Regions from separate parts of the Homo sapiens genome. Here region 2 is linked to region 1. The links are chromatin contacts, found by Hi-C or POLR2A ChIA-PET in ENCODE. All regions are on one chromosome and are shown on one strand. Each heading gives the region's core, a stretch centred on a gene start or an enhancer-like site at or near the end of the contact. The rest is flanking DNA. Distances are from core to core; before and after follow the strand shown.

Evidence for each region. Hi-C counts contacts between places; a loop is a spot of excess contacts on that map. ChIA-PET counts read pairs that join two places held with the same protein, here RNA polymerase II (POLR2A). Pooled maps may share reads with other maps.
Region 2: a loop to region 1 is called in a map of ascending aorta, with 3 times the contacts of the local background. The contact joins two enhancer-like sites. A Hi-C loop is called at or near these places in 2 of 168 maps with a recorded cell type or tissue (ascending aorta and heart right ventricle) and 3 of 50 pooled maps. POLR2A ChIA-PET finds 5 or more read pairs at or near these places in 3 of 52 experiments (AG04450, MCF 10A and activated naive CD4-positive, alpha-beta T cell).

What each region holds. Positions count from the first base shown.
Region 1 is chr5:71,928,711-71,936,233 of GRCh38, reverse strand. No RefSeq gene overlaps it. Among named protein-coding and RNA genes, the nearest start is that of MAP1B, 180 kb to the left of the region's middle. Within about 2 kb of position 3,178, at least 18 of the 41 ENCODE cell types and tissues checked have a DNase peak (open chromatin) inside an H3K27ac peak, as active enhancers do; they include ascending aorta, where a contact is called at or near this core.
Region 2 is chr5:71,971,808-71,979,330 of GRCh38, reverse strand. LOC124901000 (a long non-coding RNA gene) reads right to left here and starts at 1,323. Exons shown (of 2, transcript XR_007058811.1): 1 at 1,195-1,323. Within about 2 kb of position 4,435, at least 10 of the 41 ENCODE cell types and tissues checked have a DNase peak (open chromatin) inside an H3K27ac peak, as active enhancers do; they include ascending aorta, where a contact is called at or near this core.

The sequences.
Region 1 (7,523 bases), core at 1,929-4,428:
AGAGTCACCCCTCCAGACATAGGAGCTGAGGAGAGGCGCCCCAGTCGTGCAAAGTGTAGGGGGACTTCCTATTATTTCTCTCTCACCTATTTCCTGCTTCAATGAATATAATTCAGAGGCAAACTCCATCTTTCTAGTGAGAGGACTCCAAAAAGGAGACTCCAGATGCTGGAAAGTGTGAGAAAAATCATTCGGAGGAGAGAGCAGAAATAGGAGATCCCCCATTTTTTGTAAGCTGTCACAAATCCTGAGCTCACAGACAATTGTGCATATGTAGAACACACCCCAAGAAGTATAGCAAAGGCTCTGAGAACTAAGCCTCAATGGCTTCCCCCAAAAGCACAGCTTTCAAAACTGTATGGACATTGGTACCACCCACCAACAGAAGGTGAGACAGAACTCACAGTCTAAGCCTGACTGGTGTAATTTCCTGCCAAAACACAACCTCTACATTATCCAGAGGAGAATCTCAGGGCCCAGAGATTCACAACAAAGTATAACAGGGCCCAGAGTCTCACAACACAATATAAACTGTCTTGGATATCATCGAAAATAGTCAACCTGCCAAGAACCAGAAAAATCTAATTCTCGAGTCAATCAACCAGTGACAACTTCGAGATGACCCAGATATTGGAATTACCGATAAAGACCTTGAAACATCTATTATGACCATTCTTCATGAGGAGAAAGGGAGCACTCTTGAATTGAATGGAAAGTTCTCAGAAGAGAAACAGAAATCATAACAAGAGAACCAAATGGAATTTTAGAATAAGAAATACAATATCTGAAATAAAAAATTCACCAGATAGACTCAAAGTTGGAGTCCGTCTTCAAAAAAGTCGACATGACCGAAAAAAGAGTCCATTAACTGAAACTAATTAGAAACGATACAATCTGAAGGACAGGGAGAAAGTAGGTTGAAGAAATGACCAGAGACTCAGGACCTGTGGGGTGGGACAATATGAAAAGTTTAACATGCATGTGACTGGAGTCCCTAAAAAAGAGGAGACACAAATTGGTGCAGAAAAAAAAATATATTTGAAGAAATAATTACAGAAATTTCCCAAATTCAGTGAAAGACATAAATTTGCCGATAATAAGAAGCTCAGGGAACCACAAACAAGACAAATGCAAATAAAACCATCAGAAGAAAACTGTGAAAACCAAAGGCTGAAGAAATATCAAAACCAGCCAGAGAAAATGACACATTGCATATAGATTAACAATTTAATTGACCGTGTATTTTTTTTCAAGCTAGAAAGAAAAGAACTGTCAACGCATAATTCTGTATCCCATGAAATCAAGACGTTCTCAGACGGAAGAAAACTAACAAATTTCATTACCAATAAACCTACTTTAGGCCAGGTGCAGTGGCTTATGCCTGCAATCCCGACACTTTCGGAGGCCGAGGCGGGTGGATCACTTGAAGCCAGCAGTTCGAGACCAGCCTGGCCAACATGGCGAAACCCTGTCTCTATTAAAAATACAAAAATTAGCTGGTCGTGGAGGTGCACACCTGTAGTCCCAGCTACTTGGGAGGCTGAGGTGGGAAAATCACCTGAACTGGGAGGCAGAGGCTGCAGTGAGCTGAGATCACACCGCTCTACCCAGCCTGGGCAACAGAGCAAGATTCTGTCTAAAAAAAAAAAAATTACTTAAAAAGAAAGTTACAGGAAGTTCTTCAGATTGAAGGGAAATTACCCCAGAGGGAGAATCAGAACTTCAGGAATGAAGAAAGAGCAACAGAAATTGTAAACATCTGTGTAAATATAATAAACCATTTTGTCCTCTAGAAATATGTATGACTATTGGAAGCCAAAATTAAAACATTGTTGGAAGGGAGAGTTTTCAATGCATATAGGTGTAATATATATGGCAATTATAACATAAAGGGAGGAGGAGGGTGTGGAACATACATGGTTTAAGATTTCTACATTCTACTCGAAGTGGTAAAATGCGAAATTTAAATAGAATGTGAGAAGTTAGGTAGGTATATATAATGGATACATAACACCTAGAGCAACTACAAAAATAAATATAAGATGATACCAGTATGAGCCTGGCTGCCTGCCCCTTCCCAGGTCTGGACTAAACACCCCCCATCTGAGACTATTCACCCATTGCTCACCCAAACCTTCCCTCTGGGGCTCAGCTGGAACCCCCTCCTATTGTCACATTTTCTAATCCCCCCATAGCTGCGGAGACAGAGGTGACTCAGCTCAGTCACATCCAGGATGCTACAAGGCAAGGAGAAGTTGAGGAAATCCAGACCCTTTCAGTCCATCCTCCAAGGGGAAAATTGCTGCTTGCCCAAGAGCCCACAGCAAGCCACTGTTAGAACAGTGGCCTGGAAGCAGATATTCCAGTACCACACGCCATCATGAAACTGGAGATTGGGGCTCCCTCCCCAGCTCCTCTGCCCCACCTGGGAGCAAGTGCTTGTGTCCAACTGTCCTCCAGGACTACTAGTAATGAACGCATACGTAGACGTTCTATGTGCCAGGCACTATTTTAATTGATTCTATTTCTGTCTATCTATTTACTCATCCATCCATCCATCCGTCCATCCTTCCATCCACACTAAGCCTCAAATTGCCCCAATTGAGATAGGTACTATCTTTCTCTATCGTTTATGGATGGAGAAAATCAAGCATTGGGAGGTTAAGAAACTTGCCCCAGATGACAGAGCTAACAAGTGTTGGCCCTGGAATTTGCATGCAGGTCTGGCTCTGGCATCTGAGTTCCTAACTACAGTTAGCAACACAAAGCACAGCTCTCTAAGACATTCCGTGGTCTGGAGGCTCCCCCTGACCCACACCCCCAGGATCATTTCTGTTCAGGTGGAATTTGGTGAAAAGGCATATAGAGGGCGGCTTTGAAGGAAGGAACTGGAGGGTAGGAGCTGGTAAGAGGCCTCACGCTGCTGACAGGCTGGTGGAGGGAGGCGCTTGGGTACCGTTGCTAGGCAACTGCCTCAGGCCTGTGGTCCTCTCAGCGCTGGAGCCTTCCTCTTGGGCTCCTCCGTTCTTCCCTAACAATGGCTGAGGACACCAGCACTTCCTCCCTTCTAGCTTGCTCCCTCTGAGTCACTGCCATTCCCAGTCACATGGTGTAAGCAGCTTGGCTTTGCCCCAAGACCCTGGTGGGGGCAGATAAGGAGCCTCCCATCATGCTTGAGTCCAGCCTCACTCTCTGGAAAAGTCTGGCCTCCTGCGGCAGCCAAGCATGGCAGGCCTCTGCCAACAGAGGTTAAGCCAAGCATCCTCAGACCATGTCCCAGCTCCAGTTCAATCTGACCTGCGTGCCGAGATTAGCAGCCAGCTAGTGGAGTGAAAAGGGATCTCCTCAACTTGCTTCCCTTTTGCCTTCCTCAAAGGTATTTGCTTTGTCATTTCTGTCCAAAGATCAACAAAGTGTTGCTGCTGGTGACACATCACAAATTTGCCCCTTGGACTTACCAGGAAGTCCAAAAGGAGGCCAATTAATCTCATTACTCTCCTATACTCCCTGTCTGCTTTAAATGTGATTCATTGAAGGTGAAAGGCTATTTTCACAGCCAACTATAAAAAGCCAAAAAAAAATGAAATCACTGTGACCCAGCAAAGAGGGTCGGACACTGGAAAGCATCCAGCATTCAGAGGACAGGGGCATCTCCCTTCTCTGCCAACAAGCCCACCAGCATTGGCATGAGTCACAGTTCAGTCCCCTCCATGGCAGCCTCCCTTGGCACATTCTTCCTCCCCTAGTGACATAACAGAGGCCCCTCCTTCCCACCACACTGCCCCATTCAGCTCACAGATCATTTAGCCACCTTCTAAAACACTGAATTGTACCACTTTCAGTAACAGCCTTGCTGGATACCTTTCATGGGCCAGATTCTTGACTTTCATAACTTATGTAAGTGATAGCCAGTGTCATGCTTGAAATCATTCTTTAATAACATCATTAGGAAACATGCCAATTTTTTTTTTTGTACAGGAAGAGCTAAGAAGAGGAGGCCAGGAAACAGCTCCTACCTTAAGTGCATCTGATGACAAATGACTCAAACACCACTTTGCAGAAGTAAAGGTGCTAGGCTGAGTCTTTGTAACAACTGGACCCAGAAGGGCACTGAGAAACACACAGCTGCTTTCTGTTGAAGACTAAAAGCATCCTTCAGCTACTCTAACATTTTCTCCCAGGCATTTCCAAAAGTGGGGTTCCAATGCTAAGGTCACTGGGGAATACTAAGTATCAAGTCCACTTCCTACTTGTTTCTCTTGAGCACACTCTAGAGTAGAACCCAGAGCTCTCCTTTAGTTCTTCCTGTGGTTCTTTCCCCCAAAGGAAGGGGGAAGATACACAGGTTGAGGAGGCAGAGGACAGGGCACACGAAGCTTTCAGAACTGTAGAAGTCTCCTATGTGATCCTGGAGAAAGCTGTGCATCTAACATACTGTCCTTTTTCCAGAAACCAGCAAGTATCTGTCTGCCCCTCCCCTAGCCTGGGTTCCCAGATTTGGACACCTGCCCCAAGAGAGATGGGGTCATCTTCAGCATCCAGCCTATGAAGTTCCCAGAGGGAGGGAGCCAGTAGCTCATTACCATTTCATCCTTTTGGTAAAACACCTAGAAGGGCTAGTTTGTCTTGTGAATAAAACATAGAGTTCTTTCTTACTTATCTCAGGACCCCAATTCACTTTGCCAAAAGAAAAAAACATTAAGCTGAAAGCCGAGTCATGCAAGAAACTGCCTTTCCTTTTGTTCCTAAGCAGAGAGCTACAGTTAAAGGTTAAATATCTCCACAGGTGATAACTCTATGTTCACCTTACCTTATATAAGGTGCCAATTTACTGAGCATGAGATGAATACATAGTTGACTGTTCCCCTACCTTCTCCTTTGTCTTACAACATGTGGATTAGCATACCCTCCCTCTTTCCCCTCCAGTCTAGTTTTCTGCTTTTAATATTGAAGCCCCCAAATTCATCTTTGGAGACAGGCACAGACCACAGACTGTTTCTGTGATTTCTGTGTTCTCTTCTTCTGGGCATGTCCTTACTCTTGGCAAAATACACTTCTAAATTGATTGAGACCTGTGTTAGATAATTTTTGGTTTACAAGCCCTGCTTACTCACCCCTCAAGAAGATATCTTGTTGGGCTGGGCTCGGTGGCTCACGCCTGTAATCCCAGCACTTTGGGAGGCCGAGGCAGGTGGATCACGAGGTCAGGAGTTCAAGACTAGCCTGGCCAAGATGATGAAACTCCGTCTCTACTAAAAATACAAAAATTAGCCAGGCATGGTGGTGGGCACCTATAATCCCAGCTACTCAGAAGGCTGAGGCAGAGAACTGCTTGAACCTGGGAGGTGGAGGTTGCAGTGAGCCAAGATTGCACCACTGCACTGTAGCCTGGGCAACAGAGCAAGACTCTGTCTCAAAAAAAAAAAAAAAGAAGAAGAAGACATATTGTTGGGTTTAGTCATCTGTGGCTCTGAGTGGTCACACTGGGTACCTTTCCAATGGGGCTACATAAAAGGGATCTGAACAACTACTGTTCTCAGGAAGAAAAGTGGGAAGTTCTTTAACTTCTAATCCCAGTAGCACTCCTTCTCCCACTCCTTCTATCACATACATGGACAGACACACAGACATAGCATGTATGCACAATTATGGATATAACAACTCCATTTGCTTTCCTAAGAAGGGCAAAAATCTTCTTCAATTCACCATCAGACTCTATCCTCACCTTACATTCTTCAAAGCCATAAATAAGGTATGAAGGAGTGAATAAACTCAAGAGGAAAAAAGGCCTTTTATGTGATGGGATTCAGGACATGCCACCCCAAAATATGACCAGAATGTGCCACCCTCAAATATGCTTCTTTGGCATAAGGATTATTTGAAGTGGTTCTTTTGACAAACTGCAGATACAGCAGTAGCTCTGAAAAGTTGTCTTTTTGTAAGAGAAATTTACATTTACAAAAGAAATTCCCATTTTTAAGGGTGCCTCCCTCTCTGCACCAGGAGGAGAAAGATTACTAAATTATCAGAAACTCTTCATCAGTGGAGAAGGCATCCACTTAAATCTGCATAGAAAATCTTACCCTTGGTTTATGGTGCTTTTCCTGGCCATTGCATCTTAATAGGGCCTTTTCCTATACACTCCTTTTTTTGTTTCAGAGAAACAAAATATTTAAGCCTAAAGTCTAATTTGAGATCTACAGGAGGTGTGTGTGTTATTAAACATTTGTTTGCTTTTCTCTTGTTAATCTGTCTTTTATTAGAGGGAGTCCCAGCTAAAAACTCACGTAGAATGGAGGAGAACGTTGTTTTTCCTTCCCACACATGTCTCACACTCACGGCAGAAAGCAAGGAAGAAGGGAAGGGAAAAATAACACTGGAGTAAGTGCTGTTGGAGAACCTTGTTCACAAGTTTCAAGAAGCCTGTCAGGCCCTGGAATTAACCTGCTCCCAAAAGAGATCGGTTGAACTATGTCCCCAGATAAACCCTCAGATTCCCGAATCTCCATATATCACATCCTCAACCGGTAGTGGTGTTTGATCATCTTCTCCAGATATACAGAAGAATCACAGGAGATCTGGCAAGAAGCTGCAACATTTCCTACTATGTCTGGTTTTCTTCTTGGTGTTGATGATGAGGCTTAAGAGATGATATAAGGAGAAGGAGAATTTCTTTTTGGAGATTAATAAAAATAATATTGAACCATTGCTGCATAACAAGCTGTCTTAACATTTAGTGGGTTTGTTACTGGAAAGGGGTTCCAATCCAGACCCCATGAGAAGGTCCTTGGATCTCATGCAAGAAAGAATTTGGGGCAAGTCCACAGAGTAAAGTGAAAACAAGTTCATTAAGAAAGTAAGGGAATAAAAGAATGGCTACTGAAAGAACAGAGCCACCCCAAGGGCTGCTGGTTGGCTATTTTTATGCTTATTTCTTGATCATATGCTAAACAAGAGGTGGATTATTCAAGAGATTTCCAGGAAAGGGGCAGGCAATTCCCAGAACTGAGGGTTCCTTCCCTTTTTAGATCACATAAGGTAACTTCCAGACATTGCGATGGCATTTGTAAACTGTCATGGCCCTGGTGGGAGTGTCTTTTCACATGCTAATGCAATATAATTAGCGTATAATGAGCACTGAGGATGACCAGAGGTCGCTTTTGTGGTCATCTTGGTTTTGGCAGGTTTTGGCCAGCTTCTTTTTTTTTCTTTAAAATTAAACTTTATTTATCAAAGCACCGTTAGAACAGTGAAAAGTCACAGCATGGGGGAAGATATTGGCAATATATATTTTTATTTCAATAGTTTGGGGGAAAAAGATGGTTTTTGGCTACATAAATAAGTTCTTTAGTGGTGATTTCTGATCGAGATTGTGGTGCACCCATCACCTAAACAGTGTACACTGTACACTCATCCCCCTACCATCCTTCCCCGCAAGTCCTCAAAGTCCATTATATCATTCTTATGCCTTTGCGTCCTCATAGCTTAGCTCCCACTTAAAAGTGAGAACATATGATGTCTGG
Region 2 (7,523 bases), core at 3,186-5,685, 42 kb before region 1:
AATTAAACTGTACATATTTGTTTTATACATTCTTTTGATGTGGGGTAATGAGACCTTTCATACACCCTTGGTGGAAATGTAAAATCATATGTCTCTTTGGGAAAACAGTTTGATAGTCTGTTAAAATGTTAAGCATCACATTAAACCTACCATATGATGCAGCCATTTACTCTTAGATATATGCCACAGAGAAATGAAGGCATGAATCCATACAAACACTTGGAAACAAACATTCAAAGCAGCTTTCTTTGGAATAAGCAGTAACAACTGGAAACAATCCAAATGCCCCCGCGCCTCCTCCACCAACAGGCAAATGGATAAACAAATTACATCCATACATTGAGATGCTACTCAGCAACAAAATGCAATGGAGCATTGATAACACATTATACTCAGCATATTTTGAACAAATCTTGTATTTTGAATAAATCTCAAGACAATCATGCTGAGTAAAGGAAGCCAGATTAAAAAAAGAACATATTGTATAATTCCATTTATATAAAATTCTAGAAAATGCAAACTAATCAACAGAGACAGAAAGCAGTTCTGTGGTTGCCTATAGGGAATTAGTGGGATGGATTATCCAGGGGCAGGAGAGAACTTTTCGGGGTGAAGGACTTCTTTATTATCCTGATTGTGGTGGTGGTTTCATCACTGTGCACATATATTCAATTGTACCCTTCAAATATGTGCAATTTATGTATGCTAATTATATGTTAATAAAGTGATACACAGAATATATTATATATATATAAAAGTTCAGATAATGGGAAATTTTACAAAGAAAAGTGAAATAGGACATATGATAGAGACTCTCAGAATATGCTGCCTTAGAGCCTTAGATAGGATGGTCAGGGAAGGCCTCTCTGAGCAGGTGGCTCAGTGTAATAGCTGTGGCCAGATGGCCTTCCAAAAAAGCTGTAACAATTCATATTTCTACCAGTTACGAATGAGGGTACATTTTACTCCCATTTCCCTACCAGGGGCAAGGACATGTGTCTATTGTTTTGCTGATCTGGTGAGAGATGTCCTTTCTCAATACCTTCTGTTAACCTTGTTATTTACATCAGTCCAAGCTACAAATCTATTTATTATTAATCCAGAGAGACACTCTTCCAGATCTAAACACTCAATCTCTCAAAGGAGCCAAGACGTAGTATGCATACCCTACAGGGCATCCATTTCTCCACACACCTCTCTGTGCTGGCCCGTCAGTGTTCTCCATGTCCTCTGTTATCAGGGCCAACAGCCTTTGTCTCTTTCCATTCAGCCGACCTTACAGCAAGGCAGTCAGGGCTTCCAGAAGGTTCTAAGTGGGTGAGTGAAAGACGGTTGGTTCCTTCTCTCCAATCCTTTGACAGGAGATTTACTTCATCTTTACACAGAAAGAAAAAATATTAAAGAGGGTAGGAAACCGGCTAGTTTAATTTAGGAAGCACCTCAAGTAATTAAGCATTGAAATGTTGCTTCCCTGGTGCAATATTCTCCAGCACATTTTCTTTGATTCAGAGCTAATAAAAATCAACAACAATGTGTTTGGGGGAAGGGCAGAGGATGATGAGTGATGAGGGAAAAGGGGATGTAAATGGGTCGGGAGAGAAGGATGCCAGTTATTTTAGCCTACAAAAAGGATGCATTGTAAGCGACCAATTTCCATGATGGATAAAGATGTGCATGTCATTGTATACAGCCCTGATTCTAGGAGACAATTGTGGACCCTTCTCCAGCTGGCCCACTGGAAGGATCTGACTATTTTGGCTCACATGATCCAATTCCAAGGGAGGGCTCTTATTTCACCTCTTCCCTGCTTCCTTATGCTGAGGAAAGCAGGATTACCGTGGCAATGGAAACAAAATGTTAGAAGGAAGTTGGCTCTGAAAAATATTATAGAATAATTGGTTATTCTACCACTGCTTTCTGCCAAACCACTGTCTTCCCTTGAGAGTCCAGAGTTCTGAATTTAAGAAACAAAATAAATCTTTTTGTTGCTCAGACACCTCTAAATTCATTGGTATCTTTGAGATCCAACACTCTCAGTGAACATATATTGTGTCTGCTGTCTGGTAGACGTTCAGAGCCAGCGCTAAGTCCTGTGGCCCTTTTATAGTGCTATCAATTTGTCATCTGTCCTTGTTTTAAAGACCAGCACATTTTTGCCATGGCCTCATCTCACGATAATGAAGTCTTTGGAAAATTAGCAATCTCAGGCATTTAAACTTGTATGTGCACTGTGAGGCAAGGTGTGGGACAATGACTCCAGCTGCTAAAAGGGGATGTGCAATGATTATACTTACTCAGTAGACTTTATTTTTCGCACTGCCTAGGCTGCCCCTGGTGATAAGTTAGCCATTTAGGAAGACATTTGAACTCTGCAATTCCCAGTGTGTTTCTTAGGTCTTTGTCTGTACTGTGTCCTCATCGGAAACATGCTTCTCTTTGTTCAAGCACTCATCCATTAGCCAAAGATATATTTTTCCTTTGACATTTATAGTCTCCCCTTCACATATTGAGCATTTTAGGCATTTAGGTTACAAGATATAATACAAATAGTCCTTATGATGGAGAATCTGAGAGTTTAATGGAGAAGATTGGGAGATACACACACACAAACACACACACACACACACACACACATGCAATGGCTAAGAATATAGGCTTTGGCATCACGTGACTTGGGTTGTAATCCCATCTCTGGCACTTATGGCCTTGACTAAGTCATTTAATCTTTCTAAGCTTCAAACTCTCATTTATAAGATGGAGATTCATTCATCTAACAAATATTTGTTGAGGGCCCACTTTGTGCCCAGCACAGGCCTCGTACTAGGAATCTAACTTTGGACCAGCCAGACAAAAATCCCTCCCAAGTGCAGCTAGCATTCCGATATTAACAGACAGATTGAAAGTTAAACAACAGAGACATAATACGCCAGGTAGTGATAAGTGCAATGAAGAAAAATAAAGCAGGGTGAGGGGATAGTAAATGGAGGAAGATGCTGTTTTTGGTAGGTCAGAGAAAGCTCTCTGAAGAGGTAGCACTGGACAGAGATTTGAGTACGTTGACAGAGGGTCGCTGTGACAATCTGGGAGAAGAGCATTCTAAGGCAGGCCCTGAGATGAGAGAGCACACCTGTCATAGTCAACCAATAGCAAAGTGGCCAGGGAGCTCATGGTCACAAAAAAAAAAAAAAAAAAAAAATTGGGCATTTGGAAAGAGGTGAGAAATGTGAACAACAGAAATGGATCAAAGGTTAGGTTAAGCTAGTAGAGGAGACTTCTAGTGTGCAAATGTGCCAAAAATTGCCCTCACTCTCCCCTTAGCAGCCTGGTCTCCCTCTTACTCCCACAACTACAGGTCCTGATAGTACTGGAATGAAAATTTTTGTGATAAACCTTGGAGGCTTGCAAATCTTTTAGATTGATGTCCAGAAAGAAAAGAAGATATAAGTAACAGAGAGAAGCTGAACTCCAGAGCAAAAGACCAACCTGAACCTGAAACCTTTCCCACAATACTCTTTAAGTTTTCCTACTCTGTGAAATAGCTACTTACACTGCCTGAAATTCTACTAAAGATACATATGTATCACTATATGCCCTCTCTCAAAAGAAGAAAACTCTCAAAATGTGACTAGAAGTGTTACCTAGTCATTTGCACATGAGTATAAATTAGTGTGTTCATCTTTCTTTCTAACATCTAGCTGACATCATTTTCTCTAGAAGAAAGAGTATTTCAGTTAAGGGTAAAAGATAATAAGTAACTCTTTATGTTTTTTCATGTATTTTGTTCTACTTTATATTCCTGCTGCTTCTGAAAAAAATTTGAGGCAGCAAATATTTTTAAATTTTGAAGATTTGTGGAATAAGATGGACTGATTCCACTCTTTCTTCTACCACTTCTGCCTCCTCCACACAAAATAGTGATGCTATCTATAGCTGAAGGTATAGTTGGAACATGTTTGGAGGTTTGGAGACATTGAATTAAAGTGATCCCTGAGAACATAGAAAGTAAATTGTTTCCCACTAGTTATACTACAAAATCCGCACATGTTGGATAAGAGCAATACTACATCAACCTAAAACAAGCCAACAAACAAACAAATAAAAAAAAACCAGAATGGCTCCCAGGCTACCAATTTTGGCTCTGATCTGATTGAAGACATCATCATAATTAAAGCAACAATGTATCTGGCAAAAAATAATAATAATAAATAAGAAAAGCCAGAAAGCCCAGAAAAGAGAATGTGAAAGAAGCAACTCCCAAGCCTTGATTATGCAGAATGCCAGAAGAGAGACTAGTAGGGTCTAAAGTTGTCCTGTCTAGTCCTGTGACAGTTGATCCCTGATCTAAGTGAGGCTCAACACAGTTTTCTGATTGCACTCCAGCTTCCCTTGCAGATTTGCTTCCAGGGAGGAAATGCACTGGTAGCAACATGCTTGATAGCCAGCAATTTTTTTAACTGCCATTCTGGTTGGCACATCTAGCTGGTATGAGTCTGTTTAACCTGAGTCAGACCCTGAACTCCAATCACTTCTGACTCTAAGGCCACAAGAGGCTGTGTGCACATGACCTGATTATTATGAACTGTGGCCCAGGACTAGAACTGTATTAATAAAGAGAGGGAGAAAAATCTTCCCCCTCCAATTTCTCCTCCTGTCCTCCCCTACTGTCCCCCACTAGTCCCCTCTTCTGCACCGACACATATTCTATTCCTAGATCCCTCATTTGTGTTACAATTCAGCTTCATTATAGATAAAGTGGCTTCTGGGGATATCGTGAGACCTTCTCTCCACTGTTATTTCTCTGAGAAAAAAAAAAAAAAACATTGTTAATTCCAATGTCTGATTTTCAAATAAATTTTGGACCATGACCCAGTTACAATGTGGGGACATTTTGTTCCTGTAAATTGGTCTTTCTAGCCAGTGTCTGGGAGCTGGCTGGGAAATGTACTTAGTAAATCACTCCCAGTGGTTTGGGAAAGGACAGAGAAGGTTCTAGAAGAGATGAGTCAGGCAAGGGGGTGGGCAGCACAGAGGGGAAAGGAACAAAGAGCCAAGCAATATTCTGAAAACAGAATTTGTACCCAGCCAGAAATAACTGTCTGATCAGGCCTAGCTAAAGGCTTTCTGAAATGACAAAGCAAATATTAACAGAGAATTCTTTAAGAGCCTCTCTCAGTGAACACAACATTTTTTTGGTGATAAGCCAGGTGGGTTTATGAATAATACACTTTGCCAAGCAATCTTGATAAGACCTCATTCTCCCCTGCAGGGCTGGAGAGTTGAGAACTGAAGCTTTTGTATCTCAACAAGAATATAGCACCTGACACAGGGACCCATCTCCCTGTACTCACCAAACAGCTTGAGATGAACATGATGCCTGTCACAAGGATGCTAAAAAGCCCAAAGGACATTCTTTAAAAAACCGAAGGAAAATGATCAGCTTCCTTTCAACCCCCTACATGGAAATGGTGGACTTGGGCAAGAATAGCTCAATACTTAGCCAGCTGCTTCTTACCTAACTGGTGTGTGAGTGAATGTGAGTTTCTGTTTGGCAGGTGCAGGGATCTCGGATGAACCAGAAACTGTCAAAAGAGAAAAACTCGTGCAATGTTGTTGCTGCAATCCTTCTATCTTAAAATTAAGCATGTGGTTCCTTTACAAAGGGATTATAACAGCAGCTTTGTCAGAGTGCCATGATTATACATATTGAGAACTACATTCATTCATCCATTCATTTAACAAACATTTATTGGCTGTACTGTGTTCCAGGATGCAACAGGCCTAGGAGAGGCAACAGAAGGTACACAGTTGCAACCTTGTAGGAAAGAAGGAGAGTACCCAGGAGACTTTGAAAGTACAGAGGATGGACATAGAAGGGGAGTGAAAACAGAGATTGTCCCAGCCAAGTTCAGTCCCAACTGGTCAGTCATTTATAGCGTAGAAAAGAGCGGTACCTCCAAAAAGGGGTGGGGCAGAAAGGCTGGATCTGATACTGTCTGGGAAAAGCAAACGAACACTCAAAAAACTGAACCCAAACAAGCCACAGCAAGTAAATACACACACAGGATGACCAACTTGCAATATGCACATTGTGGAGGAGAGGAGAGCAATGTAGGACTCTGACAGGAAGGCAGGCCGGAATGTGACCCAGAGTGACGGAAGCCAGAGCTTTCACAGGGAGAACAGAGATTAGCCTGACAGGGTCAGAATCTCCAGCTATTTTGACAGTGCTTGTCAATATTTATTTGTTCAAAGTGTCCCCTCCACTTGAGAGAGTTGATACAGTTTCCGAAATCTGACAACTAAGAAGCTGGCAGGGTAGTCCCGGAACAGCAGTGACTATTTTCAGCATGGGGTTAGGGGAAGCACTCCAGCTCTGAGGTCAGAGTTGAGTTTCTAGCAAAGCTCTGCCACTCCTTGGTCCTCAGTGTCCTCATCTGTACAATGGGGAGAATAATAGAATTGCTTCAAAGCAAGGATTAAATAAGATAGATTCTGTACCAAGCTTACCATGTCGTGAATAGCCAGCCTGTGTTAGCCATTATCATTGCCAGCAGTAAAGGAGAGCTATTAAAATTTGTTGTCTGGGGAGACAGCAGTGCCCTGGTGTCACAGCCACATGGTTTTTAGGCAAAACAGAAATCAGCCAGGAAAGGGGAATTCTGCATCCCCCTCCTCTGTGGCTCCTCATCTGCCGAAGCCCCTTCCCCTGGGACCACACTAATTTAGCAAGAAATGTGACTGTTGAGCCCAGAATCCTACCTGCCCATTCCCCAGATCCATGCACACACTTGCAGATAGACTTCAGGGCTGCTGTAATAGAGACTAAGGTAAGGAAGGAAGAAACAGAAAGCAACCCTCCAGTATGAGGGAAAGGAAAAATGCTGAGATTTGGTGAAAAGAAAAAAAACCCACCTCTACAGATCGAACACACCATCATAGAACAAGAGCCAGGATACAGAAAGGCTTCCTGAAGTCACTGAGGGGAGGGAAACTGAGGCTTATTAATGTAATGGGACTTCAGTTAAATGAAGGGCCACCTCAGTGACAGGCACTGAGGACCTGTGTCCTGGCAAGGCTTCATCCACAGTTCCTGCAAAGAGCAAGAGCAACAGGCCAGGAACTGTCCAGAATGTAGAATTAGGAATGGCCAGAGATCTGGTGAAGAGAGATGCAGAGGATCTGGAAAGTGCTCTGGGGTTGCCAGCCAAAGATGCAAAGAGGACAGGGAGAGTGGGTGGCAAAAGGCATGGCTCAGTTATCTCCCTGCGGGGGGCAAGGGCAGGAGGGGACACAGGCAGTGAGCACATCAGCTCTGACTCACAGGAACGGTAAAAAGGATCCACACTAATTAGTTTGGGGATTTTCTTCTGAATTAATTTATTTGATAAGGATTTCTCTGAGAGTCTGGAAATTAATCTGCTATGGTCTGAATGTTTGTGTCCCTCCAAAATTTATGTGTTGGAATCTCAACCCCCAAGGTGATGGTATTAGGAGGTGGGGCCATTGGGAGGTGATTAGATCAA